Linked DNA regions of Homo sapiens: region 1 is linked to region 2. Evidence: chromatin loops called from intact Hi-C (ENCODE). Cell type or tissue: Caco-2. All regions are shown on one strand. Each heading gives the region's core, and the rest is flanking DNA. Links, peaks and the distances in the headings are about the cores only.

What was found. Peaks named below come from ENCODE experiments on the same cell type or tissue, not always from the same donor. Only the 100,000 strongest peaks of a DNase experiment are listed, where the experiment ranks them.
Region 1: a loop joins it to region 2, with 7 times the contacts of the local background. A loop is called at or near these places in 2 of 110 quality-filtered maps.

What each region holds. Positions count from the first base shown.
Region 1 is chr5:57,734,019-57,742,365 of GRCh38, reverse strand. No RefSeq gene overlaps it. Among named protein-coding and RNA genes, the nearest start is that of LINC02225, 160 kb to the left of the region's middle. RefSeq lists an enhancer at 6,151-7,350. In Caco-2, for the core only: no CTCF peak of the experiment used is centred there; a DNase peak (open chromatin) is centred at 6,935.
Region 2 is chr5:57,647,174-57,655,520 of GRCh38, reverse strand. It overlaps LOC101928505 (a long non-coding RNA gene), which reads right to left and starts at 4,861. Exons shown (of 3, transcript NR_104668.1): 1 at 4,762-4,861. In Caco-2, for the core only: a CTCF peak has its summit at 5,017 (motif pointing left); a DNase peak (open chromatin) is centred at 4,930; H3K4me3 peaks cover 275 bases; H3K27me3 peaks cover 142 bases.

The DNA.
Region 1 (8,347 bases), core at 36-8,035, 87 kb before region 2:
CTGAATTTAAATTAAAAGTGGAAATTATAATTTTTTAAAATGCCTTCTGCATAATCGGCTTCTTTAAGACCCATTAGGTCAGAGGCATCAAATGCATAGGTTACTATTTGCTATGGTCCAAATGTTTGTGTGTATCCTAAACTCATATGTTTAAATATTAACCCCCAATGTGATAATTTTAAGTGACAGGACCTTTGTAAGGTGACTGGTTCATGACAGCAGAGTCCTCATGAATGGAATTAGTGCCCTTAAAAAAGAAGCCTGAAGGAGGTAGCCCCTTCTGTCATAGGAGGAGACAAAAAGAAGATGCCGCCTGTGAACAAGAATCTAACCGAATCTGTTAGCACCTTGATCTTGGACTTTCCTGCCTCCAGAACTGTAAGAAATAAATTTCCATTGTTTATAAGACACTCAACTTATGGTATTTTGTTATAACAGCCAAAACAGAGTAAGACATTGCAGCTTGAGCCAACTAAGACACTATTTAACACCCCTTTGACAAACGTTTCACTTGTCCAATCTTTGCTTCACATCCCTGCACATGTTCTAAACAATGACATTAAATAAAAATGCTACTGAGGTACAAGCTTTAAATTCTGAAATAACATTGAACATAGTAAATGATTTTATTGCTATTAGGTTATCTTGAAACCCTAAAATGTAACAACTACAAGATTTTGCTGGAGATAGGATTGCCAAATAAAACATAGGACACTTGGGTAATTTTGAATTTCAGATAAGCAAATACTTTTTTAGTGTAAGTATGTGCCAGGTAATACATTTTTAAATAATACCATTGGTCACTGTAGTAAGGGCAAGAAAATATGGTGAATCATATCCTGGCTTTTAAAGGCATCCACTCAGAAATGACACCCATCAATTACACTGACATTTCATTGCCAAAACAAGTCAAATGGCCATGGCCAACCTCAAAAAAGTAGATAATTGTGATCCTAACTGGAAGGAAAGAAACTGGAATATATAGGTAGAGAGCCCTAATGGCAACCACACACACACAACATTTTAATTCACATTTTATAAGAATAATTACAAATTAAAAGATGAGCATCAATCAAACACATTAGAATGGTTGCTTATGGGAGTAAGGAGGAAGGAAATGAAAGTGGAAATTAGGCTAAAAGTGAAGGAATAAACAAACAAGAAATAAGAGAAGGCATTATTACTGTCAGTGTACAGGTAGGTATACTGGGAATCAAGTTTTTAATGTGTCATCATGACCCCAACCAATACTTAAACAAGAGCTCAAACTTAAGTATTCTGACTCCACATCCCATTCTCTGTCCCCTAAATTTCCAGGTCTCAGGGTTACACGCTATGATGGATAAATATAATTGTTTTACATTGATAATAGCTTCCTATCCACATGATAATTTGAATAGGATGTGTCGAGACCCCACATACCTAAGATAAAGCTTATCTTATTTCTTTTTGATAAGCAGCATTAATAACATTGTGGAAAAAGCAAGAAGTTAGGAGTCAAATGAACCTGCATTCAAATCCCAGCCTTGTCAAGTAACAGTCTTATGACTTTTGACATGCGATGTTAATCCCTGTAAGTATCAATGTCCTCCTTTGCAAACCTTCGTAAATCCAGGATAATAATGCCTAACTTAAAGGCGCCACATAAAGATTAAATAAGAAAAGGACACATCACAGAGCCTGGCATTTAAATATTTTAAACTTTAACTATGGCTTTTTATTGCCCCAAAGTTTATAATTTACACTGAGCTGATAATCTGTGTTCTTCTGCTTTAGCCTATTTGTGATTCATTTGGTATTTCCTCTATGTCTGTCACACTATTACTAGTAAAAGCTTACTTTAGCTAGTTACTTCGTTACTTAGGATGTTCACTGCAAATGTAATGAGCAAAAGTGAAAATCAGTCACTGGGGCCTTCAGCTTGATATTTAAGCTTCATAGCACCACTGTAAAGACTGTAGTAAGTAAAACACCCTGTGATGTTTCTTAAAGTTGAGGCAAAAGCCAAATGATAGGTGAATAATTTCTTAAGCTACTAAGCTTTCATTTAATTTGTCCATAGGAATCCCACCCAATTCATTCATCCAGCATAATGAATAAAGGTTTCTTCTTCCTGTTTGCATGAATGTGACCCAGTGACCATCAATATATTTTAAAGGATCAAAGAAAGCTTTAAAGAAAGAAACAGTCCTTAAAAATGATTATTTCCTGTTTTTCATTATCATTTTACTGCTTGTTTAAGCATCTCCAAATGACATATGATTACATTTTATATGATTTTGAAATTTGAGCTAATGTAAATGGTGTCATATTATGTATATTCTGTGACTTGTTTTATTTATTTGACAGTGTGTTTCTGAGAGTCAGTCATGTGCGTGTATGAAGTGACCATTTATTCTATTTTGCTACTCTATGGTTTTCCATTTATAAGTACACCAGGACTCATCTTCCATGCTCCACCTGCAGAGTACTGAGTGCCCTTGAGTAGGAGGAAGGCCACGCAATGAAGCAGAGGCCCAGAGGGAGGGAGATGGGCTATGCAGGACACATTTGCCGTGTCTAAGCTGACGTGATGATCATTTTGTTATTACTTATACTGTGTCTAGTCTTCTGTATTTATAAAACACAGAAGAAATATTTTATAATTTCAAAATCAGGGGAAGGATAGAATGTTGCTCTTTGTTATGTGACCCAAAATACATGGCCCTTTCATCAAGGAAAAAGCTTCACTTTACATTGGCATTAATGACACTGGAATTTGGGTTTGTTTTCTTTATTTTTTTCCTTTTAAAAAGTGACCCAAGGTACAGGGAATTAGTTCCTTTTGACTTCTTATGTCATCCCAACCAAATGTGAGACTTAACGTGTGAAAGTCACCTGAAGCACGTGGCATCTAAAAACTATTGGTTTTTTAAAATATATGTTTTAATAGACAAATAATTGTATATATTCATGGGGTATAGTGAGATGTTTTGATATATGTACATGTTATTCATCAATGAGTATCATTGATATAAAAGTAGGTGCCCAATAAAGACTGGAATATAGTAGACATACAAAACATTGGTAAAGCACTCTCACAGACAAAAAGCTGCATATCAAAATGGGAAGCCATGTATCAGAATAACAGGAGAGAAATGGTTGATATAGGCAGACACATAGGGGAAAATATTTATTCATTCAATCAATCATTAAATATAAATCAAGCATGTACTATGTGCCAAAACCTGAGCTAGATGCTGAGGTCACAAAGGTAAATTTGACCCAGGCTCTGCCCTCAATCAGTTTACAATCTAATGCTTACGCTACTACAGTATTTTGCAAATATTTCCACTACAGAAGTCATTGCATCATATTGAATAGGCTGTTTGTCTGGAAACAGTTGCATCTTCAGGGTAGGGCATGCATCTTACTGCTCAATGTCTAGGGTGACTGGTGCAGATAAGGTCTCAGTAAATGTGTATTGAGTGAATCACAAATGAATACTGGATTGCCCCAGAAATCTATAACTTATGGTTGCCTTCTATAGTTTTTCTTTCTTGTAAGATCCCTTAATTTTAGATTTTGCCTTCAGAACCTAAAAATCTTCAAGGCAAAGTTCTCACCCTCAAATCTCATATCCCCAATGCACTACTCTGGCCCTACACACACATGCGTGCACACACACACACATAACCACAGGGAAAAATTTTTTTAATTGCAATAATGACCATTTAGAGCCATTAATGAAAAACTGGAGTTTAACAATGGAATCTCAGAAAACATCCTGGGGAATTATTTGCTTCACTGTCTCACTCTAAAAGACAGCCTACTGGCCCAGCATTCTTGAACACAGAAACCTGAGAGCTCTAACAGAGACTCTGCGTCTTTACTCACTGCACAAATTGACTTGGATAGTGCAACAGACAGATGACCTTTGTACAGTTGAGAAGATCAAAAAATTAGCAAGAAGGGCAGCAGCCTAGAGAAAGCAAAGCAAGGAGAAGGATTTTGAGACCCAGGCTAGAATGTAGCACTGTTGAACAAAAGACAATAAAAAGGTTGGAAAATTGAGTGTGCCGCCTTGTCAAATAATATGACAAATGAGAAAGGAGAAAACAAAGCCTAGGATTCTAATGGTTTAGGATCTCATAGAATACAGAGAAGGTTGACTGATGGGAGTAGAACAGGGAAAAGTTTTTGGGGCAAGAGAGAAGCACCTCTGTATTTACAGATTTTCTCTTGGCTGTTTGTATCCTGATTTATTCACCTTCATCAGCCCTTCCCGTGGGGTCAGCATTGAGCTGTAGGACTGATAAATATGACCTGGATATAAAGATCAGCTGTTTACTATTACTCTTTAGAAGATTTGGTCATCTGAAAATTCCAAGCAATCTAAGAATTTCTGTAGTCAGCAGTCAAAGACCTTAATTAACTGCCCTAATTTCTAGTTTCCAATCCCTGTTGGTCAAAACCCCAGACCTCAGTCTCTGGCCTTCAGTAATAAATTTCTGATATATCAAGATTTTATTTAGATTAATCTTTTTCATTTTAAGTTGATGTCAGTGAATTTGGATATAAGTATTAAGGAACATAATTTAGCATAAATACCCCTGAACTATCAGTAAATGGTTCATCATGTCTCTGTTTATAGGAATGTTTCCAATCCAACTGCTTTATTGACTCTGGGAACAGAAACTGTTTCTTCTACTCTCTTATATATCTGTACATGTCTTTAAGTCTGGCTGAGAGAAGAGTTGGTGCCTAGTAAACATGTTCTGATTTATATTAAAAGAACAGATCCTACTTTTCTCATTAGGTCATCAGAGGATATGTTAAAGCATTGCTTACTCTAGGTATAAGAGGTACAAGAGGTAACTTTAAAACTTATCTTTCTCCTTGTTTAACCCAAGAAAGACTTATCAGACTGTAACTAGTGCAAGTCATGTAGAGAAGCTTTGCCCTGAGCTGGTACACTGCCTCTTAATGGTTTCCAAATAGCCACATCCACAGGACCCCCAAAATAGATCACTGAATCAAACTCGTAGGAGTTGTTATGTAGAATGAACGAATGCATGTTCAAGCAGAGGCTTGGTTTTCTCTCCTTTTCTACTTCTGAATGTGATCTGAATACAGTTCTTAAGTCTAACTTCCTCAGAAGCTTTTTCTATTAGTCAAATTATTTGTTTTTTCTTTATTTATCAAGTACATATTAACTGAACTCCTCAAACATGCCAGGCCCTGAGAAAAGATGTTACAGTTGCTTTCATCCTCAAAATGGAGTTAGAAAAAAAAATGACTTAGGCTATTTCAAAGCATCACGATTAGGATTATGTTAGAAGAAAGCAAAAAGCACCACGCATGCACTTGCAGGGCACCAGCTGGTAGGGAGGTGGTGGACGGTGTCCAGGAAGGCTGTTGTAAGTCCCTGTCACTGTCACTTTGCACTGCCACTAGCCTTTTAGAAATTATTTTGATACTTCATCTGGTTTTGGAAGTAAGTGCTAAAATCTGTTTGGGAATTCATAGCTGAAAGCAGTTGGCAACAGGGCTTTGGAACAAGGCCGGGAAATCACAGCACATCTCTCCTCTTCCTTTGTCAATAGGCTACACAAAGGAGCACTTACAAAACAGTCCTATAAATCACATGTTCTTATGTCTCTAATTGATAATTCATGTGGAATCCAATTGCAGTCAAGTTTGATTCCTTTGTTCTCTTACCTGCAAACATATATCAAAGGATTAATGGCCTTAAAATGGATCTAGGTGCAAAAAAGTCCTGGAAAAATATCTTTGTCTCTCCCTAAATCCCTTCCCTTACTATCTTAAGGGGGCCCCTTTCTTCCTCTTTCTTCTCGTGAACAGATAAATGTCCCTGTGAGATTCGAATTTCCTTTGCCTAGTGAATTACAAAGGGATGAACCTTGAAATGAAGATGTGTCATAGATCACCTGAGCTATGGCATTAAAGAGAAAAGTCAACTTTTAAAAGGAATGAGTGGGATTAAAAAAAGAAAGAAGAAAGGAATTACAGTGTTTCAGGCAGACATCAGATACTTCTCAGGAAAATAGGCATGGAGTTAGTAATCAAAGCTTGAATTTTAACTTTTAAGAGTCTTTTTTGACATAGTGTCTCCCATTCAATCTCAAATAGCTCTAATTAACCGAATGTCGATACTAAAATTTGACTAAATATACCTTGGTCTCCACATCTCTAGACAGCATTCCTGAGAACCACCTACAATTTGAATGGAGTCAAGGAGAGAGAGATACTATGAGAGAACACAATAGGACTGCTTTTTTAAAACATCATCACAAGATGAAAATCAGCCAGGCCTAAAAGAACAATTTTAATATTCCCACTGCCAGGAGAAGAGTTGGTCACTATTTGGTTATTGGGAAAAAAATCCCTAATTCCAAAGGGCTGACTGTAGAGTCTGACCAAGTCTGACCTCTGATTCATCCACCAAACACACAAACCATGAAAAGAAAAACAAGTTTCCATCTTCTGTTACAGAAAAGGGCTCCGGATCCAGACCCCAATAGAGGGTTCTTGGATCTTGTGCAAGAAAGAGTTTAGGGTGAGTCCATACGGTAAAGTGAGAGCAAATTTATTAAGAAAGTAAAGGAATAAAAGAATGGCTACTCCATAGACAGAGCAGCCCTGAGGGCGGCTGGTTGACCATTTTTATGGTTATTTCTTGATGATATGCTAAACAAGGGGTGGATTATTCATGCCTCTCCTTTTTAGAACATATAGGGTAACTTCCTGATGTTGCCATGGCATTTGTAAACTGTCATGGCGCTGGTGGGAGTGTAGCAGTGAGGATGACCAGAGGTACTTCTCCTGGCCATTGTGATTTTGCTGGGTTTTAGCCAGCTTCTTACTGCAACCTGTTTTATCAGCAAGGTCTTTATGACCTGTATCTTGTGCCGACCTCCTATCTCATCCTGTGACTCAGAATGCCTTAACCGTCTGGAATGCAGCCCAGTAGGTTTCAGCCTTATTTTACCCAGCTCCTATTCAAGATGGAGTTGCTCTACTTCACACACCTCTGACACTTCCATTGACTGGGCGATAGGCAACACTTTTCTTTTTCTACAGTAAAAACATGACTTGAAAATGTAAGGATATGTCAGTTCCTTCTCTCGAGGTTGCTGCCAGGCCATACCACAGGTTCTGCTGAACACATTTGTTCATGATCTGCTTACGAGTTTCAAAGTTGGGGAGTCATTTTAAAAAATCATCTGTAATTTACATGCTTTGCCGACATTCCAGAAGGTGTTTTTTTTTCCAGTTAAGAACCATTTTGTCCTTTAGGGCGGTCTCTGAGGGGAGTTTGCTCTGGGTGTTTGTAGCACAGTGCAACTCTGCTATAGTTTCAGAAATCATGGATTGTTTTTCTTCTTGATACGTATCTATAATGACATTTTACTATTTTGCTCTTGATTCAAGGCTATAGCTATTCAATTAAATCTTGAAGTCCCACTTTTATTATCTAAATTTTGGCAACCACAAAAAAACTTCTCTCTACTCACTGTAACCTCCATAGGAAATATAATGCAGAGAATTTATACTTACATGGGAGTCCATGAACAATTAGAGTCTTTCCAACATTTCACCCGAGCATTTCTCCAATAAATTAGTAAAGCTGCCACCCCTTGCCTTCCCTACTGATTTTGGTGAAATTGGAGAGAAAAATTGAGCTCTGCTTTGCACTGGTACCGATCTTTAGCCTCACTTTAATGTCGACAGATGTTTTAGAAGTGCATTCTCCAAGTTGTTAGGAAAATCCTTTTCCCTGAACGCCTGCTGGCAAGTTAAAATTGAACAGTATTCTTTGTCTCTTTCCAATTTAAGTAACAAGTAAAATAACTGTTTTTGTGTCTGGCAGGAATAATTCATCTTCATCACTTCACAAAGAACTCTATCCTTGAACAGCCTGCAGTATGACTATATTGCCAGCAGAAGGGAAACAAGTCAAAGAGCAAAGCAGAAATGTTCCTAGGAAAGATTGCTACTTTTCTATCAAAAATGTGCAATGGCAGAGGTCTCATGAAATGAAAAATACAAATGGTCTAAAAATAAGTAAACACTATCTATCATGCTAAGCCTTTGTGTATCATCCTGCTCAGAGCAAGTAAAATGTAAAATCAATGCTATTGTTGGAATAGGGAAAAATCTCTTGCAGGTGTTGATGAAAACAGAAAGTCCTCTCTGTCTTTCCACTTACCCACCTTAAGTCTCTAAAGTGTCACCTTGATGAAAGCTAAAGGGAAAAACAAGATACAAAAATAACTCAAAAATTGCCACCCTCCACCTGCATCAGTCATTTGGGAAGAAAAGAAAGTGGGAGACTGAAAAAAAA
Region 2 (8,347 bases), core at 334-8,333:
TTGTCAAAAATATTGATTTAAGACCTAAGCATGTTGTTTGAAGTTATAAAGTCCAAGAGGCATTCTACCAGGAAAAGGCTATCCAAGGCCATGTTTTGAAGAGCAATCCTGCACTGCACAATGTACATACTGAGAGCCCAGCAAGACGGAAGGTAGAAGAATGGTTACCAGAGGCTGGGAAGGGTATTGGGAGGTGTCGGGGAGGAGGGGATGGTTAGTGGGTACATAAAAATAGAATGAATAAATAAGGCCTAGTATTTGACAGCACAACAGGGCAACTATAGTCAATAATAATTTAACTGTACATTTAAAAAAATGAAAAGAGTATAATTGGATTGTTTATAACACAAAGGATGAATGCTTGAGGGAATGGACACCCCATTTCCATGATGTGATTATTATGCATTGCATACCTGTATCAAAACATCTCATGTACCCCGTAAATACATACACCTACTGTATACACACAAAAATAAAAAATAAAAAATTATTTTTAACAAAAAGATATAATCACATATGGTAGCAGGGCCCTTGCATAGTTCAAAGCCAGTGAGGCTACCGCCTGCACCATAGTCTATGTTAATTGCACCCCTGGAGTACAACTCCATAGACTATCCATGCAGTTGCCCTGGTAACAGATGTATACGGAAGAGGATGCACTTCTATAATTACAATGTAGCAATTACAAAAAATAATTTTAATACTTTATCCTCATAAATATTTTACAATTTTTAAAATTTTACATGTAAACAAGTCTGGGTCAATTTTTTTAACAGCAGAGGAAACATTTTCAGGACTGCTTAGTGCCTTATCCAGGGTCACAGATACCATTGGTCAACTGAGTACACCTACATGTGTTAAGCCTGCACCTAAATAAGCAGGGTTGAGTCTTTCTTGAAGTTATTCAGATCATGCCATTGTTAACATATATTTACCATTATCAGTGGCAAGTGTTGAAAGAATACGCATCTCTTTTTCTTCCTTTGCTTATGCAAATAATAGAGGAGCCTCAGACACTACAAAATGTTAATTTGTTTAATTATATGGTTTAAGAATTTTTTAAAAATCTTTGGCCCCCTCATATCCAAAACTCACCCTCATCTAAACAAAACAAAACAAAATTCCTAGTTTAAGTTTTTGCTAAAGGCACTAGACTTGGAGTCAAGAGGCATGGGGTGTATTTCTAACTCTGTAACTAAGCAGTGTTCTAATCTCTAGGGACCTCAATTTCTCCCTGTGTAAAAAATGAGGGAGTTAGAACTTCTACACCTTTTTGGCTGTACAGTCCAGGATTCAGTGCTGGCCTGCTTAAAAACCCATTTAGTCTACTGAAAGGAGTTGGCTATTCCAAAAGTAAAGCTCCCTGACAGTAAAGAATAACGCCAGACAACAATGCCAGCCCATGTGACAAGATGGCACTATAAATAGACAGCCCAGAATATCTGTTCATAGGACTAGCGGCTGGTAGCTCATCAGCTGCCTGGAGCTGCTATAGATTCACAAGAAACTTCTTTGTTTGGCTCTCCTCCCTTAGTTCTAAAAATCCAGTAGCTAATTTGAGATTTAGCACTAATATATCAATGTTGTATGTGGCTTAATACACTGACAAGCTTGTGGAAATAGGTTTATTGCTTGTACATGCTCGGTTCATGCCTTCCAGAAGAAGATTTGAGAGACAGTCCTGCTCTGTCTCCTCAGCTAACCCTCCTCATAATAACCTGGGATTGTCTTTTAAAATAGGACAGTGAACTGTAGCCATGCCAAACCACAGAGATGAGCTCTGAAAAAAGTCATGTTAAGGGAAGGAAAGATCACTAAATAATGCAAAGATACATTTTCAAATTTTACTTTTCCTAAAGTTCAAGGCACCTGTTAGTCTAAGAGAAAGATTAGATTTAGGGAGAAGGATGCTTATACCCTCACCACTATGAGCAACAGACATACACACATGCACTTGTTTCTCTCGAATTCCTCCTATATCCCTCCAGTTTCCAATTCTTTCTTAAAGCCACCTATTCATTTTCTCTACTTGCATTGCATTTACCTTCTCCCACCTTAAGTTTCTACACTTATTCCTGTGTTTTTTTTCTTGAAAAACTTCTTAAAATCTCATCTTCAAGAAATGCCCCCAATTTTTCAAAATGCAGCCAGAATTTTTTTTAAAATAGTATAAATAAACTTTGAAATGGTTTTACTAAACACTTTCTGGTTTTTTTAATTTAACATTGATAATTCACAGAAAACAATCATTTGAACATGTAAGCAAACAGCATTTGATTGCAACTGTATTTACACAATAATCATGGGTAAACCTGTCTTTAAAAAATAAAGTCATCGAGCATTGTAATTCTTTCCATCTCAATGCCAGCCCATAATACCTGCTCTATGGGGTGTGGCTAGGTTTTTTTCCCTGCCCCTGGATGAAATGTTAAGGAGCCCAAAAGATTTTCTCTGTTTGTTGAACAATTAAAAATTCTATAGTCATTTCTACTTGCAAGAACTGTCTCATTTCACTAATTCAAACAGGTTCTTGTAATAGTTAAAATTCCACAAGTCATTTTAAGTTGACTATTTCTCCCTACTCCAGATTGGGCCTCCTTCGGAAACTTACAGTGGAAAACAAAGAAAGCAGACATCTTGTTTCTCTGTCAGCTTCTCTCTACCTTATACCCAAATCCGCAGGATTGCAAGGGGAGAGAAACAAAAGAAAAGAAAGCAGGAAAAGACCTGCTTGATTTGCTCAGTGTTGATGCTCTTGGTGGTGTGACCAAAGCTGACTTTTTTCTTGAGCATATGATTGTGAATTCTTCAGAGGTCCCTGATGTATCTTCTTTAGCTGACCAATTGCTACTCCTCATCAGCTCCTGCCTCTGCAACCAACCCCACATTCTCATACTTCCAGGGCCCCCTTGCCTTTGCAGAATTCATTTCAGAGGCTCCAGCTTTCACATCAGGCCCATGGGAAAGTACCCCCTTCATGCCAAATGGTGAAAGTGCAGCCTTAGCTCTTTCCCCACCTTCATACATGGCTTCAGCCAATATTTCATTTCAAGATTATCTTCCATAGTACACAGACAGTAAACTACTGTGTCCCTCCAAATCCAGGAACACATCAAGATTCCTGATTGGTTACCTTGCAGCACTTTACACTAGATTGAAGTGAGAGTGAAGCACCCAGCACTTTTCCGGTGTTGGGAGTGAGGGCAGACTCCCAGTACACAGAAAATCCTCTGTTTAAATATCAATCCTTCTTATGCTCAAAGTGCATATTGAGATAAATGTCATAAAATCAGCCCTTCTCTACTGCACTTGAACATCCTGCACAGGTGATCTCACAGCATGTGCTGGATGGGAAAGTACTTGCCCTCTGCTGCCTTCTCAGACAAATTGGGTACAGTCACATAGAAAAAAACTCCTTTTAAATATCCTTTACTTACATCTATAGATATTATTCTACACATCAAAACATTTCTATAAACATATTACCTTTCCATAATATAAAAAACTAAAATTCAGGTTTTATAAATTTCAAGATGGCTGACTAGAGAGGTCACATGTAAGTTCTCCTCAGAAAGAAGAATGGAACGTAGAGGTAAATAATCAAAACTCACATAGAATATTAAAGAGAGGGTGCCGGAACTATTGGAGAACTCACAGGAAGAAGCTACCATACAGAAAAAGACAGAAGCAAAAGGCTGGCTGAGATCAAACCCTCCTGAGGGACTTGGTATTTCATCAAAAAGGTAAATGTTCTTGGCTCCCTTCACCCTTGCAGCAGACTGCTGGTTTCCAAACTTTAGAGGTCTCCTCTGCTTTCATGAGCCCAAGCACTAGTATGGGTGGTGATTTGGTAACTTTTTGAGGACATCACACCAGACTACCAACTTGCACACAGTCACTCACCCTGTTCCTGGACCCAAGCTGTGGTAGCAGGTGCCATATTTGCTGCATACCCATTGTGAGACTGTTTTCTGCCCAGGTAACCTCAGCCCTTGTGTCTCCACATTGCCAGATCTCCCACAGACATTCCCCAGCACCAGCTGGGATTGTGACAGCCACACAGGCCTGACTGGACCTAGAGAAGCTGCAGAATGCCCATGGCCCAGGTCTCAGGGAGTGCTGCTCCTAAGGGAAGAGAGAGTGCAGCCCACCAAGGAAGTACCTCTTCCCTGGGGCAAAGGAAACCAGAGCACATTCTTTCCTGTGCTTGAGAGCTTCCACTTATGCGGTAAAGTTGACTGTGTCTCTTCCAGCAGAGACAAAGATGCCATGCTCAGCTCTGTGGGAAAGGAATATGTTCCACCCCAGTGGCCATATGGCCCCAGTGCTTGAGCATGGCTGTGGAGAGGGAGACCTCTTTTTTCTACCCTCCCCACAACTACTGCAGAAACAGCCATGGCTGCACGCATAGGAGACTGACATAGGCATGCTGGTGGATGGTCATTCTAGGACTGTTAGGGGTGGATGTACCCCATTGGCAGTGTGCTTACCAGGCCCAGGCTTGCAAAATGGCAGGGCCCTTCCCACTCTCTACATAGAGCAGCAGCATTCCTGAAGCAGAGAAGAGGAGAGCCTCAAAGTTTTACGTTTTGGGCTGAGAAAAGAAGTTCCACACCATAACCACATTGGTAGAGAATCACAGAGCAGGTACCTTTCATGGCTCTCAGATTCACTGCAGCTTGGAGATAGTGAGGTCTGTCTGACCCGAATGTCTGGAGTGCCAGGACAGAAACATGACAGGAAGGTGAATTGCATTCCTACCTGGCCAGGCCGTGGAGCTGAGGTAGAAACCTCAGCAGAAGCCTCAGCACATTTCACCAGGAGCTCCCTCAACCACCCAGTCAGGTCTGGTGCTCGTGTTTACCGTTGGGATATCTGAGGTCAAAGTTGAGCTTGACAGTCCAGCTCCACCCAGCTTTGTGGGTGGTCCACAGAACAGCCCATTGGCTGAAGCAAAAGAGAGCTTCTCTCAGTAAACAAAGATCAAGTATATGCCCATCTGCTTCTGCAGATAGTCAGCTGTTACCTGTAAATGCCACCTACTGGCCTGGAGATTGAACTGCACAGTGTAATACAAAACCTGCTGACACAAGCGCACAACAGTGAGGAATGAGCTAAGATTCCTGAGACTTCCTCTATCCTGATACCCAAGGAGGCAGTGAACCTGCTCACAAACCCACCCAGTATGTAGCTACAACCAGCATTTGAGAAAGCCACCACACAAAAGCTATCTATAACCATGGAACACACATAGAATCCTTGCCACTGAAAGCATCCAGAACCAAAGTAAAATAACCATACACAGCATACAGCATAGTCACATCCTCAAGGAGGAAAAAAATTCCTTTCCAAACGAAAGTAAATTCAAAAAAAAGAAAGAGAGAAGAAGAGATAGTTTATCTAGATGAAAAGGAACCAGAGGAAAAATTCTGGTAATATGAAAAAACAGAGTGTTAAAACACCCCAGTGAATCACATTAACTCTCTAGCAATGGATTCTAATCCAAAGGAAATCTTTGAAATACCAGATAAATAATTCAAAATATTGATTTTAAATAAGCTCAATGAGATACAAAAGAAAATTGAAAACCAACACAAAGAAATTAGAAAAACAATTCAAGACATCAATGAAAAAATTGCTGAAGAGGTAGACATTAAAACAAAACACACACACAAAGAACATCTAGAAATGAAGAATTCATTGAATTACAAAATATAGTTGAAAGCTTTAATAATAGACTAGACCAAGCAGAAAAAAGAATTTCAAAGACAGATCTTTTGAATTAGCCCAGTCAGACAATAATAAAGAAAACAGAATTTCATAAATGAACAAAGCCTTTGAGGAGTATGGAATGATGTAAGACAACCAAATGCACAAGTCATAGCTATTTCTGAGGGAGATGTAGAGAAAGTTAAAAGTTTGGAAAACTTATTTGAGTAAATAATTAAGGAAGATTTCCTTAGGCTTGGTAGAAATTTAGACATCCATTTCTGGAGAGGTTGTGGAGAAAAAGGAACGCTTATAGACTGTTAATGGGAGTGTAAATTAGTTCAACCATTGTGGAAAACAGTATGGTAATTTTTCAAAGTCCTAAAGACAGAAATACCATTTGACCCAGCAATCCCATTACTGGGTATATACCCAAAGGACTATAAATCATTTTATTATAAAGACACATGCACATAAAAGTTCTTTGAAACACTATTCACAATAGCAAAGACATGAAATCAACCTAAATGCCCACCAATGATAGATTAGATTTGTTAAAAAAGTGTAAAAAAAACTTGTCAGCCACAAATTTTGTATTCTGCTAAATTCAGCTTCATGATGTACATATACACCATGGAATACTATGCAACCATAAAAAAAACTCAGATCATGTTCTTTGCAGGGATGTGGATGGAGCTGGAGGCCATTAACCTTAACAAACTAACACAGGAACAGAAAACTAAATACCACATGTTCTCACTTATAATTGGGAGCTAAGTGATGAGAACACATTGACAAATGGAGGGGAACAACACACACTGGGGCCCATTAGATGATGGAGGGTGAGAGGAGGGAGAGGATCAGGAAAAATAAATAATGGGCACTAGGCTTAATACCTGGGAGATAAAATAATCTGCACAACAAAGCCCCATGTCACAAGTTTAGTTTATCTATGTAACAAGTCTGCACATGTACCTCTAAACTTAAAATAAAAGTAAAAAAAAATACTTTTTATGCTACTTTACATAATGAAAATCAGAAAACTCAGGGTTGATCAACTCCTTGTCATTTATGCCTCTTCAGGTTACTGCCATTCATAGATATTTCTCATCATCAATTTTGAATGCAAGATAAAGAGCCCAAAACCTAAAAAAGAGAGAGAGACAGATTTAGACATCCAGATACAAGCTCAGAGAACTCTAGGAAAATGCATTGCAAGATGGACTTCACCAAGGCATATAGTCATCAGGGCCTCTAAAGTCAATATGAAGGAAAAACTTCTAAAATCATCAAGAAAAAAGCATCTAATCACCTATAAAGGAAATCCCTTCAGATTAACAGTAAACTTCTCAGCAGAACCTTTACAAGCCACTATAGATTGGGGTCCTATTTTCAGACTTCCTAAAGACAAAAACTGTCAACCACAAATTTTGTATCCTCCTAAATTTAAGCTTTATAAAAGAAAGAGAAATAAAATATTTCCCAGACAAGCAAATGCTAAACTAATTCATCACCACTAGACCAGTCCTACAAGAAATGTTTTAAGGAGTTCAAAACTTGGAAACAAAAGGTCAATGCTCACTATTGTAAAAACAAATGAATGTACAAAATAATTCACAGGTCTTATAAAACAATTACACAATTGACACTACAAAGCCACTAGGTAACAATTAACATTATGACAGGGACAAAACCTCACATATCAACATTAACCTTGAATGTGAACGGATGAAATCAGGAGTGTCAATCTTTTGGTTTCCCTGGGCAACATTGAAAGAAAAATAATTGTCTTGGGCCACACATAAAATACACTAACACTAATGATAGCTGATGAGCTAAAAGAAAATGCAAAAAAGACTCTAACAGTTAAAAAAAAAAAGACAAAGAAGGTGATATGGTCTTGCTCTGTGTCCCATCCAAATCTCATGCTGAGTTATAATTCCCAGTGTTGGGAGAGGGTCCTGATGGGAGGTGATTGGACCATGGGGGTTGGTTTTCCCCTTGCTACTCTCATGATGATGAATGAGTTCTCACAATATCTGGTTGTTTGAAAGTGCGTAGCACTTCCCCCTTCCCTATCTCTCTCCTGCTCCACCATGGTAAGACATGCTTGCTTCCCATTCACCTTCCACCATGATTGTAAGTTTCCTGAGGCCTGCCAGCCATGCTTCCTGTAAAGCCTGTGGGACTTTGAGTCAATTAAACCCATTTTCTTCATAAATTACCCAGTCTCAGGTAGTTCTTTCTAGCTGTGTGAAAATGGAGTAATAAAGAAGGCCATTATATAAAGATATAGGGATCAATTCCATGAGAAAATGTAACAGTTCTAAATATATATGCACCCAATACCAGAGCACCCATATGCATAAAACAAATTACATTAGATGTAAGAAAAGAGATACACAGTAACATAATAATGGTGAAAGACTCCAACACCTCACTGACAGCACTAGATCATAGAAGCAGAAAACTAACAAGGAAACTCTGGACTTAAATTGTACTCTAGACCAAAAGGACCTAATAGGCATTTACAGAACATTCTATTCAACAACCATGGAATATATATTTTCTTCTCATCAGGACATGGAACATTTTCCAGAATAGACAACATGTTAGGTCACAAAACAAGTCTCGATAA